2 separate regions of the Mus musculus genome follow, and region 1 is linked to region 2. The links are chromatin loops, found by intact Hi-C in ENCODE. Cell type or tissue: heart. All regions are shown on one strand.

Evidence for each region. Peaks named below come from ENCODE experiments on the same cell type or tissue, not always from the same donor. Only the 100,000 strongest peaks of a DNase experiment are listed, where the experiment ranks them.
Region 1: a loop joins it to region 2, with 2.7 times the contacts of the local background. A loop is called at or near these places in 2 of 42 quality-filtered maps.

Annotation. Positions count from the first base shown.
Region 1 is chr2:127,265,666-127,273,665 of GRCm38, forward strand. Stard7 (START domain containing 7) reads left to right here and starts at 4,564. Exons shown (of 8, transcript NM_139308.2): 1 at 4,564-5,215. The coding sequence starts at 4,917. In heart, CTCF peaks have their summits at 2,391 (motif pointing left) and 4,429; DNase peaks (open chromatin) are centred at 4,496 and 4,996; H3K4me3 peaks cover 2,595 bases; H3K27ac peaks cover 1,991 bases.
Region 2 is chr2:127,332,682-127,340,681 of GRCm38, forward strand. It overlaps Dusp2 (dual specificity phosphatase 2), which reads left to right and starts at 3,478. Exons shown (of 4, transcript NM_010090.2): 1 at 3,478-3,956; 2 at 4,096-4,217; 3 at 4,568-4,787; 4 at 4,900-5,696. The coding sequence starts at 3,557. The coding sequence ends at 5,114. It overlaps Gm46762 (a long non-coding RNA gene), which reads right to left and starts at 2,870. Exons shown (of 3, transcript XR_003953899.1): 1 at 1,241-2,870. It also overlaps a transcript of Astl not described here. In heart, no CTCF peak of the experiment used is centred here; DNase peaks (open chromatin) are centred at 2,790 and 3,420; H3K4me3 peaks cover 3,443 bases; H3K27ac peaks cover 3,252 bases; H3K27me3 peaks cover 1,763 bases.

The DNA.
Region 1 (8,000 bases), 67 kb before region 2:
TTAAAAAAAGAACAGTTTGCTCCTTGCAACTGTCAGAACTGAAAGGTTCATTCTCAACTCTTTTCAACCCCTGTACCTGTCACAGCCTTATCTCCAAGATACCTTGTTCTTTTCTGTCCCACACTGGTCTATCACACTGGTAACAGGCTGATTGGAATTAGCAACCATTCCAGCTACCTTGATGAGAAACATGTGCTGAAAGGGGAACTTCCTCCACAAGACTTCTAGGGTCCTACTGGTCCAGGGCAGTGGCTCTCAACCTTCCGAGTGCTGTGACCCTTTTAATGCAGTTCCTCAGGCTGTGGTGATCCCCAACCATAAAATTACTTTTGTTGCTACTTCATAACTGTAACTTTGCTACTGTTGTGAATTGTAATGTAAGTCTCTGTGTTTTCCTATGGTCTTAGTGAGCTCTGTGAAAGGGCCATTTGACACACAGGTTGAGAACCACTGGTCGTAGAGTGTAGCAAGCTATCCCTTTCTTTCACATTTTTATTATTTTTGTGTGAGGGTGGTACACGCACCATATGAAGTTAGAGGATAACTTTCAGGAGTCAGTTTTCTCCTTTCACCTTTTGGGTCCTGGGCATTGAATTCATGTCACTGGGCTTGGTAGGAGGTGTCCATAGCCAACAAGCCATCTGTTTTGTTTTGTTTGTTTTGTTTTTCAAGGGTTTCTGTGTAACCCTGGCTGTCCTGGAACTTGCTTTGTCGACCAGGCTGGCCTCAAACTTACATAGATTCACCTGCCTCTGCCTTCCAGGTTTTGGGACTAAAGTGCACTTTTGGACAACATCTGGCCTCTCCAAGTCATCCTGATGGCCTAATCTACCCCTTTCAAGGTGAAGGACAGGTTACTGTGGTCCACTCCTACCACTAAAAAAGAGGCACACTGCCTAGTAAGTTTGGATTTGGAGATAGCATACACTTCATTGGATTCTTTGATTCATTTTCTTTTTTTTTTTTTTTTTTTTTTTTTTTTAAAGATTTATTTATTTATTATATGTAAGTACACTGTAGCTGTCTTTAGACACTCCAGAAGAGGGCATCAGATCTTGTTACAGATGGTTGTGAGCCACCATGTGGTTGCTGGGATTTGAACTCCAGACCTTCAGAAGAGCAGTCGGGTGCTCTTACCCACTGAGCCATCTCACCAGCCCCTGATTCATTTTCTGAACACTCAACAAGTTATGGTTCTGAGTAGGTCCCCAAACAGAAGGTGGCATTCTCAAAAGTCTGCCTGCCCAGCAAGCCACCTGGTCACTACTATTTCATATGCATGTGTGTTTTACCTGCAGGTATGTATGTGTACCGTGTGCATGCCTGCTCCCCAAGGAAGCCAGAGGAGGGTGTCAGATCCCCTGGATAGGGGTGACAGGTGTGAGCTACCATGTGGGTGCTGGGAACTGAACCTGGAAGAGCAGCCTGTGCTTTTATTTGCTGAGCCCCTCTCCAGCCTCTCACTTTGTGACTGTTTAATTTTGTGTGTCTGTATGAGAATATGCCACATGTATACGAGTGCCCCAGAAACCATCAGATGGCATTAGATCTCCTGGAGCTGGAGTTACAGGTTGTAAGCCGCCTAATATGGTGAAAATGAACTCTGGAAGACCAGCAAGCATTCTTTTTTTTTGGGAGGGGGGAGTGTTTGTTTCTGTTTTTTGGTTTTTTCAAGACAGGGTTTCTCTGTATAGTCCTGGCTGTCCTGGAACTCACGCTGTAGACCAGGCTGGCCTTGAACTCAGAAATCCGCCTGCCTCTGCCTCCCACGTGCTGGGATTAAAGGTGTGCGCCACCATCACCTGGCAAATTATCCAGTCTTAATGAAGCCCTCGATGCTATGTTCTAGAGGTAAATACACTCATGATTTGCTAGTTGCAGTTTCTGTGTTCTGACCTCAACTGTAAAAATCTTGACTCCTCATAACACTCTATTTTCCTAGAAAACATCAAAGCTGATGATGTGGGAGGTTTTCAGAGAAGACAACTATGTCCTTCCAGAAGACAATTCCTACATCCTGCTTTATAAGGCAGATAGCATCCCCAAACCATTCACAGGTTTGGGGTTGGCACAGACCTCACTGGCTCGGGAAGCAGTTAGCAGTGAAGTACAACCCTCTCATTGCTCAAGAGGCCGGTACTATTTCCTATTGCTTACACATTTCTCTCAAGAAGAAATAAACACATTATCAATCTCTACTCTAAATTCTGCCTGGATGGAGCAGGAGAAGCCTAAATTTCAGTCACCAGAAATTATCCTTCCCTTTGAACCTTTGGAGAAAAATTTGTTTTAGTACAAATATCTAAGATGGCACACAATAGTGAGGGTATCCGTAAAATTCTAAATCCTCTGTAAGGAAGTTTCTTGCTGACAGGCAGGGAGAGACTGCTGCCTCCCACTGGCAGCAGAGTAGACTAGAAAGGTCCTTCTAGGCAGCTTAGAGAGTAGACTTTGTTCACTGTCCCATTCAATTCTCAGCTTCTAGGCGGTGCTCTCCAAACGCTTTGCTTTGCATCTTTTGCAGCAGGGTCTCCCTGTATCCCAGAATGGCCGAGGACAGGAAGCAGTCCTCCTGAGTGCTGGGGTTGGTTACAGGCAGGAGCCACCACACCAGACCTCTCTGATATTTTAAAGCTCGTTCTGTGTGAAAAGGCATGAGTGGGCACTGCAGGAATGTGCCCAGCTCCAGATGGAATGGCAAGTCTCTCCAGTATAATTATGCACAAGTCCCCCTCCCCAGCCCCAGTTTCCTTGTTTGAAGAAACTGCTTTGGGAGCTGTCTGCAGGTTCTCCTTGTTAGAAACGCTTAGGGTCAAAAAGAAAAAGACTGCCACTCCAATTGAAGTGTCTAGACAAGGCAACCTAGGAAGTGCACTTGGTTTTTCTTCTAACTCAGATGGTAGCTGTGTCTTTTCCCATCGGCTGAGGGCCAAGCTCACGATCTTGCTTTGTACACCAGACTGTCCTCATACTCACAGAGAGCCAATCTGCCTTTGCCTCTGGAGTGCTGGTTAGGTTTGTGCCACCATGCCCTGCTAAGATTCTTAAGTTAAAAAAAAAAAAAAGAAAGAAAGAATTTACTGTAAAGCTTCTTGTGTTAATAGCAAACATGGGAAGAGTAAGACCACTGACCCAAATCAGCATGGTTAAATTAATTCATGTATGAGGGCTGCCTCCCTCTAAGGTGGGGTTCCAGAGATCAGCCTTGGATGTGAGGAAGACAAGGCTTTTATAGGTCAGTGGTAGGGAGTTTCCAAACGGGGGATTTGGTGGGTAAAATGGGCCGGGTCACAGAGGCACACTGTAAGCATAACAAGTTAGTTTTACAAGGGTCCCTAAAACAAAGGCACGGTTGCAAGGTAGGCCTAACAAGGTAGTCATAGGTGGTTGTATAGCCTTTTGAAATAGAGGTAGGGTTGCAAGATGGTTATACACAACTTTTAAAAAACAAAGAAATGACTACGATTCTAGGAAGAGACAGTACAGAACTATTTGTGGTTAAGGTTATAGGTGGGGCATAGCTCAATCCTTGAGAAACAGGTTTAATCATAAAAAGGAGTGAACTGGCTTGTCTTTACTATCTGTAAGATGACTTTTAAGACTAAAATGGAGGCAGACTGATTCTTCACTTAAGGGGCAGCTATTATTTCCATCTTATAACTGGACAGAGAATTTTTATTTATTTATTTATTTATTTATTTGAGACACACTGTTGCTCAGGCTGGCAATTTTATTTATTTATTTATTTATTTATTTATTTATTTATTTGAGACACACTGTTGCTCAGGCTGGCAATTTTATTTATTTATTTATTTATTTATTTATTTGAGACACACTGTTGCTCAGGCTGGCAATGCTCCTGCCTCAGCCTCTGGAGTGCTGGGATTACAGACATGAGCCACCAGGCCCTGGCTTAGAATACTGATGTATCCTGAGACTCCATGTAGTAACCATTAGGTTACATACACGTGGCCAGACAGGTTTTGGGAAACCTGGTTACTCTCCTACCTTGTTGCCTCCTCCGAGTCAGAGACTGCTCAGGCCTAACGCATTTTCAGAGAGCAACGGGTCACCCGCCCTCGAGTTCTCTGCAAGGTGTTCTTCGGCCCTAAGGATGGACCACCCGTACTCTCTCGGAGCCGGAACCCAGAACCGCGTCCCTGCCGCAGATACTTAGGAGGGCTCGGGGAATCAGGGCAAGGGGGACCAAGGAAGCTGCCCCTGGGCTGTGATAGGTGCGGGGTCACGTAGGGCGTGCACCGCCCCTCCCGGGACTGTAGAGAACAGGGAAACAGGCCGGGCCTCTCAGGACAACGGAACGCCACCGCACCTGACCGTGCCTCTCCTCCGGACCGGGTGAGACGTCCCTAAATGGCTGCACCGCCGGGTCCGAGGGTCACTCTCCAGGCGCCCTTGACAGGCCCTCCCGCCACGCCACCTAGCTTGCTACCAGGCAGCCCGGAGCAAGGGCGGAGGAGCACTTTGGCTTAGCCAATGAGCGCCCAGGGTTCTGAGATGCGCCCAATCAGAGTGCGGGCAGGACAAACAGGTTAGGTTGCGCGCACTCGGCGCGAGAGGCGGACACAGGCGCACGGGACCGCTTCTGCTGTGGCCTGGGACGGCCACCGCTTTGCTTCCCGCGCCCTGGCCGCGGGGGCCCCGCGAGTTCCCGCCGTACACACAGACGGGCGGGCTGTCGGGACCGAGAGGGCCTCGTGCAACGGCGCTCTCCTCGGAAGCCACGCTACCTCAGCCGCTTCTGCAAAAAGGCATGAGGGACGGCTCCTGGCTTCTGGAGCGTGAGGTGGCCTCGGGGTCAACCCGTTAAGGGGACTGCGCGGACGGCCCGGCCTGCCTTCCCCCAGCCCTTCCTCTCCGGGGCCCCGCGGCAGGCGCGGGAATCCACAGAGGCCGACATGTTCCCGAGGAGGCCACCGGCCACCCTGGCCGCCTGGCTGGCGGGCGCGCGGGGCGGGGGCCTGCTGTCCGCGCTGGCCAATCAGTGCCGCTTCGTGACGGGCCTGCGCGTGCGGCGAGCGCAGCAGATCGCGCAGCTCTACGGCCGCCTGTATTCCGAGAGCTCGCGCTGCGCCCTGCTCGGACGCTTCTGGCGCCGGCTGCGAGGCCGCCCCGGCCATGCCTCTGTTTTGATGGCGGCGCTCTCCGGTGTTTTCGTATGGGACGAGGAGAGAATCCAGGAGGAGGAGTTGCAGAGGTGAGCCTCTTGGCTGCAGTTGGCGTCCCTGTTCCGTAGAGAAGGGTGGGCCTGGGCGGGAGGTTGGTGGGCACCTTGGGGCTTGAGCTGTTGACAGTGCCCAGTTTGCCCAGTGGTCTTTTGAGTACGATGCAATAGATTGAACCCATTTTAGCACCCCGTGTTACTGCCCCCATGCCTGTTAAATCCACTTGTCAGGTTAAAAATAACCACAAGAGAGACGACTTCGAATGGGTAGTATGACACTAAAGAAAATACTCCAAAACCAAATTAGATATCTGAGGTATACAGGTGATTTTTCGGGTAATCAGTGTACCCAGAAAAGTGCAAATTCAAAATAGGGCTTAAAATAAGCCCAAGGGTGTGTGTGTGTGTGTGTGTGTGTGTGTGTGTGTGTGTGTGTGATGTAGCATGCCATTTATAAAATGACTGCGATCCAGATGGAACTCGGGCTTTGCGCGGACAGCCCACTGTCATTGTGACTTGTGTCTTGGCACATTCAAGAAGCTGGGAGGGATTTTGTCTGTTTGCACAAAGCAATGGCCTGGATATTCTAACCAGTAAGAGTTAGGTTAGGTTTTTTTTGTTTGTTTGTTTTGTTTTTACTGTTTTAGAACTCTTCGAATACTGTACCATTATGTTTTGTCTGTGGAAAAGCCCATTGGCATTGATTTATTTTTGTTAACCTGTAGTTCTGAGACTTTATAACTTTTAGATAGATAATCTTTAAAGGAAAGTGCTTTTACATTACATTTCTATATTCCTTTTAAACAGTCTCAAATTGTGCTCCTTACCCCTCCACCTAACACCCTCCATTCTAAACCGTAGTTTCAGTAACCAACACCAGCTTCTTCTAGATATTTCTTAAGGAGAGAACCTGTTTTACTTTTTTTTGTTTTTGATCTTAACGTTACAAATGAGAGCAGAGCTGAGCATGGTGGCTCATACCTTAAACCTACCTACCTCATACCTTTGGGAAGTAGAAGGAGGCAGAGTTCAAGGCCAGCCCGGTCTACAAAGAGAGTTTCAGGACTACACAGAGAAATCCTGTATTGAAAAACAAACAACGCCTGGCAGTGGTACCAAAAACAAACAAACAAACAAACAAACAAAAAACAACAAAAAAAGTCTTCTTTTTTTTCTGCGGCCATACTACCCTCAACACCCTCGACCTTGTTAAAAGCCATTTTTCTTTCTTTTTTTTTTTTTAAAGTTTTATTTATTATTATATGTAAGTACACTGTAGCTGTCTTCAGACACACCAGAAGAGGGAGTCAGATCTTGTTAGGGATGGTTGTGAGCCACCATGTGTTGCTGGGATTTGAACTCTGGACCTTCAGAAGAGCAGTCGGGTGCTCTTACCCACTGAGCCATCTCACCAGCCCCGCCATTTTTCTTACTAGGAAGATAGTCCCAATTATTTTTTCTAGCATGAGACTAGTTTTCAAATCAGTATTGCACAATTTGAAACTTACCATATGGATATTAATAGCAAATAGGTCACAATATAAACATTACTCTATTCTCAGTTTTTTTGTTTGTTTGTTTGTTTTTGTTTTTTCGAGACAGGGTTTCTCTGTGTAGCCCTGGCTGTCCTGGAACTCACACTGTAGACCAGGCTGGCCTCGAACTCAGAAATCCACCTGCCTCTGCCTCCCAGGTGCTGGGATTAAAGGCATGCGCCACCACTTCCAGCAAAAGAAGACTTTTTAAAACAACATTTTAAAGTCATAATCACAGGCAGTCCTGTGTACGCAAACGTTAAAGCATGAAAGCTGTTTGGTAATTTTTCCCCCCCCCCAGAGCTGAGGACCGAACCCAGGGCCTTGTGCTTGCTAGGCAAGCGCTCTACCACTGGGCTAAATCCCCAACCCCTGTTTGGTAATTCATAGTGTTCTTTTCTGTTCAGTATTTTGTGCTCCCTCTCCCCTCAGATTTTTTGAGGTAGGACCTGTCCATTATTTGCCCAGGTTAGCCTTGAACTTATAGTTCTCCTGCCTTGGCCTCCTCAGTGCTGGGATTTCAGTTGTGTACCACTACACTGTAGTTTCTTGTTGGAGAGGAAGCTAGGATGCAGGTGTGTGCAGTCAAGCTGGAACTGCAGAGTATGTTCTTCTCAAGGGCTTCGCATTCCATGTAGTGAGAAGATTATAGTTTTGCTTTCTAGCCTTTTGGTGCTTAAGAACATTTCACAGGCTGGGTGTGGTGGCGCTTGCCTTTAACCAAACACTCAGGAGGCAGAGGCAGGAAGATCGCTGAGTTTGAGCCAACCTGGTCTACATAGTAAGATCTTGGAAAGCCAGAACTACATAGAGAGACTAGGTCTCCAAAGAAAAGAGTGTATGAATGTACATCTTATCAAGTACAATCTAACTAATCTTATTTAACCTTACAAAATAATTTTGAATCATTGGTGCCTTAGCTATAGAAATAATTTTGTTAGTCTTCCCCACCCCTCTGCAAGTCAGGTTCTTACTCTATAGCCTAGGCTGGCTGGAAACTCATTATATAACCTACACTAGCCTCAAACTAGGACCACTCCCTCTGGCAAGAGAAATTAGATCTTTCTCATTTTATATTTTTATTATATTTATTTATTTATTCATGTGGTAAGTGTTGCTTTTGAACACTACAACCTTTGTGTGGCGATCAAAGAACAATTTGTAGTTGTTTCTTCTGGCATGTGGAAACCTGGGATCAAACTCAGGCCCTCAGACTTAGAGGCAAATGTGTGGTGGTTCTCTCCCCCTCCCCTCAACATCTCTCAATACCTGTCTAGAATTTT
Region 2 (8,000 bases):
AAAGATAACCATTACTCTAATGGATAGTGTCACCCGCCACGAATACAACATGGTCGAGAAGGCAGGTATTTCTGGGATGAGGTCAGCTCCTTGAAGGCATGCGTCACTAGGGGTTTACTGCTAGATCCCCACCCCCAAAGCAGGACTGGCACTCAAGTTCTCAGGACTGAGTCACTGAATGAGTGCAGGGGTGAGGGACCTGAGCATTGGTGACGAGGAGGAAGAGTGGAGGTCACGGGGCCCCAAAGCTAGCCAGCCACAAGTGGACAGAGTCGGATCATTGAAAGGGATTTGAAAAGCGTAGAACTTCCTTACTGTGTGCTTTGGAGTTCTTCAGTGCCCTATTCAGAATGCTGCCTCTGCACATCAGAGGACCACATGGGCACAAGAGGGACCCAGAGCTCAGGTGGCCGGCCCCTCTTACCCACATTCAGCATGAGGGAGGATCCAGGGGAGCCTCCTTGGTAGAGCTGCCTACATCTCTCTGCCCCTGCCCCCGTAAACTAATCTGACAGACATGTCGGACATGCCAGTCCCTTCTACCACATCCCCGTCTACAGTCTGACCAGCATGATCTCTGGGTCTTCCTGAGTCACCTTCCCCAGCAGGAGATTGAATGGCCATGTGACCTTCTGGCAAGACTGTGATGGCAGCTGAGCTCAGGGCCTGGGGTTCAGGTCTTCGCCCGACAGGAGCCTATGGGGGTGGCTGCAGCATAGCATCCTGGTGGGAGGCCTGGCACCGGAAAGCCGACGTCACTCCTGACTCACTCACTCTTCAGGCAGGGCTGGGGGTGGGTGGCCTGTCACTCATCTCCACGGTCACTCTCACCTTTATGACTCTCCTGGCTCAGGCCTCTCTGCCCAGTCACTCACATCTCCTTTCCACCCGGGCCATCCACTTGAGGCTGGCCTTGGACTGGGGAGGAAGGGAAAGAGGGTCAGGGTAGAGCCTGGAGCATCTGACTGTGGAAGGGAAATCCATGGGGCAAGCAGACTGAGCAGACAAACCAGAATCCCAAAGGCAGAAGGCCAGTGACGTCTAAGCAGCCATCCAAATAAATGGTTACAGAAAAGAACAACACAGGGAATCATCACTTCTTCCAAATGAGTCCCACACGGTCTTAATTAAAGAAAGAAAAATAAATAAAACCTGAGCCTCAAACTCACTTGTTAGGTCTGTTCTGTAACAGCCAGGCCATGAACAACCTTAAACAGAAACCAACCGTGTGGTCACTTACTGTCTAGTGAAGAGGCACTTGGCAGCCTGTGCCAGCAGCCATCCTGGCTGGGGCCCCATCTCATGTTATCCCCAGCCGATGTCCAGAGTCCTATCTCCTCTTGGCAGGCTTCCAGCGAATGGTTCTGGACAAACAGGGTCCTGAGGAGGTAGCAAGGGGTGGCAGACAACCTACAGATGACTCATTGGTGGCGGCATTGGGGGGTGGGGATCTTCAGTCAGAACAGGAGCTGGGGAGGGATGTGGGCTCTTCTACCCCAGCCTTGGACTTTCATCAGGTGTTGAAGGTGGGGGTTTCCCCCTGATTTGGGACTCCAGCAGAAGATGAAGGCAAGCTCCTCTTTTATGGTTCAGTTTGGCTTCTTTGAGTTCATCTGTGTTTGTCAGAGCTGAAAAGGGTACCACGCCAAGGACAGTGGCTTTGGGGTGTATGTGTGACAGATCCGCATTGGCTCATATGCAAAGACTGAGGCACCCAGCAGACTCTGAGGGACACACTCTCACCCTGCCAGGGGGCCCAGCAGCTCAGTTCAGCACTGGAGTCAGGGGCTGGAGTTTCCCACAAAGCTAAGTTGATTTCACTCCTGCTGCAGGGACCTCAGCTAGCAGGGCCTCCCCTCTTCTCCACAGCTGGAAGGCTGTGGCTCCAGGCATGGCAGGTGACTCTGTTCAGCAAGACTAGACATGATGGTCCCCCTCCATGCTCTGTAATTTGTCCCTGGAATCAGCCATTAAGTCATCTGTGAGGCTGATGCCAAGGATAAGAGCCCCCTATCAGCTTCAGGGATCTATGGTCCAGACTCCCTGGCTGGGCTGCCAGTTGTGCTGTATCAGCCTCCAGACAGGCTTGGTGGGAAGGGACCCAGGCTGTGGCCCTGGAACCAACTTGCATGACCGTGCCACTGAGACACAAGTCCATGACTCCTGGTCCAGGAGTCCTCGTAGCTCTCCCTGGCATTCTGTATCCCCCACAAGCCCCAAGTTCCCCAAATCAAGAGGAAAGGCATAATATTTTGCTCGAGCACCTATATACCTACCATACCTTATGTTAGGGGTCCCCACAGGTTCTAGCCACAGGCCTCCAAGAAACAAAGGATCTGCAGGGATGCTGGAAGGGTCTTAGTAAAGGCAGAGGATTGGCTCAGGGCAATAAAGATTTGGGAGGCTGGGTTCTGAACACTGTCCCCACCCGCCTGCTTCAGTTCAGCCACCTACCAACTTTCTCGCCCCCAACGCAGGAGTGTCCCGGGGGGCCCACGTGCAGCTGGGCCTCACCACATCCGGGAGGGGGGGGCGGGCAGGCACTTGAGTGGGGGAGCACAGAATGGCTGTGAGTTACCCAGTTTTTCATTCTTACAGTTTGGTGTGGGACCAGGGCCTGTCCCAGAGGGGTTTGTAGCTCCTAAGGGGTCGGAAGGGAACAGGTTCTGTGAATAGTCCTTCTTCCCCTGAAATTCCCGCCAGGCCTGGCTATGCCCTGGGAGAGCCCAGCATCGTCAACAGAGTTCCTCTTTAGCCCTGGCCTGTGGCATGGGAACTACTTCTTTTTAGGCTCTTGGGGGTTTCCCTGGGCCCCTGGGGAAAGAAACTGTCCCAGTCATAAGAGGAAACTCGTCACAGGCCCCTGCGCCCCTTCCCCATTAAAGCCCCTCCCACCCCACCCCACCCCCGCCCCTGCCCCAGGGCTTTGGCTTTCCAGGACTCCTCCACCTGGGCCTGGGCCTGACATGGGAGAATAGGACAATTTCCTGACGGTTGGTGTCTTTCCTAATAGTGTATCATTATGGGTAGCAACAGGTAATTTGTCCATTTTTGCTATCGAAATTCCTAGAATGAAAACCCTGGGAGAAAATGGGAAAAGTGAGGAAGCTGAAGACCTGAGTAACTCAAAGGCTCGGTGCAGCTGAGAGCTGAGTTCCTAAGCACTTAGTGGCTTGAAGCCTGGCAAAGAGTGGGGAGCACTGGGGCATATACACTGGAGAGACGTGGGTGGGGCCTCTAGACTCCAGGCCGACACTTGTCACGGTCTGGTTCCCAGTTTCTTCCCCCGCGTGTCCCTCCCCCTGATGCCCCGCCCCACCCACCCCCTGTCCGCTCAGGGAGCCCCGGGGGCGGCCCAGCCAGAGTCCCACGTGAAGCCGCGGGGGCGGGCACCGGCGCCTTCCTGCTCTACCCTTGTATGGTGACCCGAGGGGCCAGCCCTCGAGTATTTAAGCCCGGGCTCGACGAAGAGCCCCCAGAACCGTCAGCTCCCGCCACACAGACACCGCGCCGCCGGAGCCGAGGGAGAGGACATCCGGAAGCAGGAGGCTTTGCGATGCCGATCGCCATGGGGCTGGAGACGGCGTGCGAGCTAGAGTGCGCGGCGCTGGGCGCGCTGCTGCGGGAGCCGCGGGAGGCCGAGCGCACGCTGCTGCTCGACTGCCGCCCGTTCCTGGCCTTCTGCCGGAGCCACGTGCGCGCCGCGCGACCGGTGCCCTGGAACGCGCTGCTGCGGCGGCGTGCGCGCGGCACCCCCGCCGCTGCCCTCGCCTGTCTGTTGCCCGACCGCGCACTCCGGGCGCGCCTGGGCCGCGGGGAGCTGGCCCGTGCCGTGGTGCTGGATGAAAGCAGCGCGTCTGTGGCCGAGCTCCCGCCGGACGGCCCCGCTCACCTGCTGCTAGCCGCACTGCAGCACGAGATGCGCGGGGGACCCACGACCGTGTGCTTCTTGCGAGGTGAGCCCGCGCCCCGCGCCCTGCGCCCTTCGCCCCTTCTCCCATGTTCCGCGCCCCGCGCTCTTAGCCCCTTGTCCCACGTTCCGTGCCCCGTTCCCGACCTCTTGGCTAATCATACCCTTTCTTGTCTTTCCCACAGGCGGTTTCAAAAGCTTCCAGACGTACTGTCCGGATCTGTGCTCTGAAGCTCCTGCCCAGGCCCTGCCTCCTGCTGGGGCCGAAAATAGCAACTCTGACCCGAGGGTTCCGATCTATGACCAGGTGAGTTGATATTCGAATTTGTTGTCTTCATTGTGCATTCTAGAGGGATGCCTCTGGAGAACGCCAGTGGGGAAAGACAGGGGTGTGTTCCAATATACATTCCCAGATGTGGAGAGTGTTTGTGTGACCTGCAAATGGTGTGAACGTGTATATATCCTCATACAGACTTTAAGGCATATGTGGCACAAAGTGTCTGAACATATGTCCCCTTGTGGCCTCAAGACTTTTAATTCTGTCCTTGGTCAGAAGGCCTAGAGCTTCTCTTGTTTCTAGCCAATCCAAGATGTCTGGATCAAGCCCTCCAGCACAAGGCTGAGTGAGGTCTCACCACCGTCCCCTTCCTCCTCCAGGGTGGTCCTGTGGAAATCTTGCCCTACCTGTACTTGGGCAGCTGCAACCACTCCTCAGATCTTCAGGGCCTGCAGGCCTGCGGCATCACAGCAGTTCTCAATGTCTCTGCCAGCTGCCCCAACCACTTTGAGGGTCTTTTCCATTACAAGAGCATTCCAGTAGAAGATAACCAGATGGTGGAGATAAGTGCCTGGTTCCAGGAGGCTATCAGCTTCATAGGTAGGGGAGCCTCAGCCCAGGGTTCTGTGGGAACTGTAGGGGAGAAGGTACAGGCACCTGATTCCTCTGTCCACCTTCCTGTCTGACTCTCGGCTCCACATTTCTTTTTCAGACTCGGTGAAGAATAGTGGGGGCCGGGTGCTGGTGCACTGCCAAGCTGGCATCTCTCGCTCAGCCACCATCTGCCTGGCATACCTGATTCAGAGCCACCGGGTACGGCTGGACGAGGCCTTTGACTTTGTTAAGCAACGTCGGGGAGTCATCTCCCCCAACTTCAGTTTCATGGGGCAGCTGCTACAGCTGGAGACCCAGGTGCTGTGTCACTGAGGCAAAGCCCAGCCTGGCCCCACCCACAGCTCTGGCTTTGACTGACTCCTGGGGGAAGCTGCTGTGGCCCAGCTCCTCCCTCCTCATCTTGCCGTCCCACTGGGGTGCTAGGAAATCCAGGATGACGGCTGCTCTGATATGGTGCTCTTCTGAGGTGGCATAAGGGCTGGCCCTTATTTGCTCTCCCTCCTTCGACTTGCAGAAATTAATTTAATTAATTAATTTACTATATTAAAGCCCTTGGTCACCCAAGGGCTCAGAAAACAAGCTGTGACAAGCAGAAACCATGTCTAGGGGTGTGCAGCCCTTGACCCAAAGCTTAAGCCTTGTGCTCCCAGGGGAGCCAGGAAGTGACGTGTGTGTCATGTTACGGACATCTGACTTTTGTGTGTGTGTGTGTGGGCATCTCGCTGTAATTGGTGCTGAAAAGTTATTTGTGTTCAACTGACATTTAACGCTCTCTCCCCAACTTCCTCCCGGCCCTGTGGGCCAGGGAGGGGCGTTGGAAACAGCACTTTATATTTATATAGAACATTGAGGTTGTGTCAATAAAAACAGTGTTTTGTTTAAAAAAGAGCAGTACCACATTGTCTGGTCTCAAGTCTGTGCCTGCGATGGCTGAGTGGTCTGCCTTGGCCTGGGCTGGCCTGGGCTGGCCTGGGCTGGCCTGGGCTGGCCTGGGCTGGGCTCTTTCCCATACAGGTTCTAGCCTGTGGTTGAACTGGGAGGGTTAGGAAGGCCGAGGTCGGCCTCAGCCTCACAGCGGCTCTGTGCATCCCTGATCAGACCCCACATTTACCTAGTGTGTGGTGTGCAGGTATGTGTTGACTGAGGGCATTTAGATCAGAGGGCACTGGCTCCCTGGATGAAGGGTGCATAACCTACCCCTGGCGCCCATTTTCTCTGCTCTGGGTAAAGCACTCAAGAGCTAGGGTTGTTCTGAGCCTTCCTCAGGAATTGTATCAGTTTTTTTTTTTTAATGAATTATTTGGAAATCTCACATCAAGCACCCTGATTGTGCTCACCTCCCAGTTTTCCCACATCTGCTCCCTCCCCTCCCCAGGATGTTCTGCCCCCCCAAAAGGAAAAGGTAAGTCCATTTTGTTTTGTCCATATATTCACTGGAACATGGTTGAATTCTTAGTGGCCCACAGGGAGGAGGAGGAGGAGTCTTTCTTAGCCTTTCTCCATACCAGAAGCCATCAACTGAGGAAGAGCCAGTGAGGGGCGGGGCCAGCTCTCCCACACCCACACCCACAGACTTTAACGTGTTTTCAGGCAGCCTGCCTTAGTGGTAACCACAGGCATCAAGTGGGCTGGCCATATCAGAGCCACTAACCTATTCATGGCTCACAGCAGCTGTCCCTGGGCAGGTGCTACAACATGGCCTCAGGTGGCTACAAATGCCGCTCGCAACAACATGCTTCCACCTGAGCCCCCCTCCCCACCCACCCCAGGCAGCAAAGCCCAGGGACGTCAAATCATTAGTCAGAGGCACAGACTTGCATCTCCATCCTGGGGCAGCAACATGGACTATAGATACCAACATGACTTCCTGAACCTTTAAGGTGGTCTAATCCAGAAAGCAAACCTTTCTTCATCTTGGGCTTCCATGGTTGCTCAGAGCTAGCGGGATTTCAAGGCCAGGCAGAAGGTCTGGGGAGCTGAGTCTGCATCAGCATAAGCTCCAGGCTGCCATTCTGCCAACCTTCCTGGGCAATGACAGCGTGTCCACCAGCCCTCTCTCATCCGTCACCACCATCAATCACATCTCCAGTTTCGCCTTTCTCCGTAGCACACACACACTGCTTAGTTTTTCTATGTTCCCCACTATTCATCTTATATCTGTTTATTGTACTGGTGCCCGCCTGTACCAGGCCATGAGGCAGGCAACCCTACCAGTTTCTATTGGGACCTGTGGACTTGATGCCCAGCTCAGGGTGGACACCTGCGTCCCAGAGTCATTAACCTTTCATTATCTTATACATAGCATGGCTGGTTGCTGGCGGTCCCATTAGACCTATTCCTTGCCCTTCTGTGTTTCTAACATCTTACCTGCCTAGCAAATGGCCTTTCTTTCTTTCCTCTCCTCCCTCTCTTCCTTCCTTTCCTTTTTTAAGACAGTCTTACTATGTGGCCTTGATTTGTCTGGAACTGAATATGTAGACCAAATTGACCTCAAACTCACAAGAGATCCACCTACCTTTGCCTCCCAAATACTGTGTATGAGATTTTCCACTAATGTGATGATAATGATTTTAGTAAGCACATTTAAGTAGTTAGGTCATTGTTTTAAATATATTTTTGAGATGGCCCCTCACTATGTAGCCCAGGCTAATTTTCAATCGGTTCTACGGGATTTCAGGTGTGAACCACCATGACAACTCATGTCGTCGTTTTCTTCTTCTTCTTCTTCTTCTTCTTCTTCTTCTTCTTCTTCTTCTTCTTCTTCTTCTTCTTCTTCTTCTTCTTCTTCTGTTTTTCAAGACAGGGTTTCTCTGTGTAGCCCTGGCTGTACTGGAACTCACTTTGTAGACCAAGCTGGCCTCAAACTCAGAAATCCTCCTGCCTCTGCCTCCCACATCCTGGGATTAAAGGGGTGCGCCACCACCCCTGGCATCTTCTTTTTTAATGGGAAAAAAATGGAGTGTTTAAGGTACTTGACAAGCTTTGACATATATAAGCACTGTGAAGGAATGAGTCTGCTGGTCAAGATAATTAGCATATCCATCGGATTCCTGGAAACCAGTCTAGATTCTGCTCAGGCATCAGCAGCATCTGCTTTTATTATAGCCCCTCTGTCTGGCTCTAGCTTCTACTTCTTGAGAGATGTTTGCCCCAGGCTCAGCAAGAATGCCAACAGGTCCTTGTGGAGCTCTGGCTTTC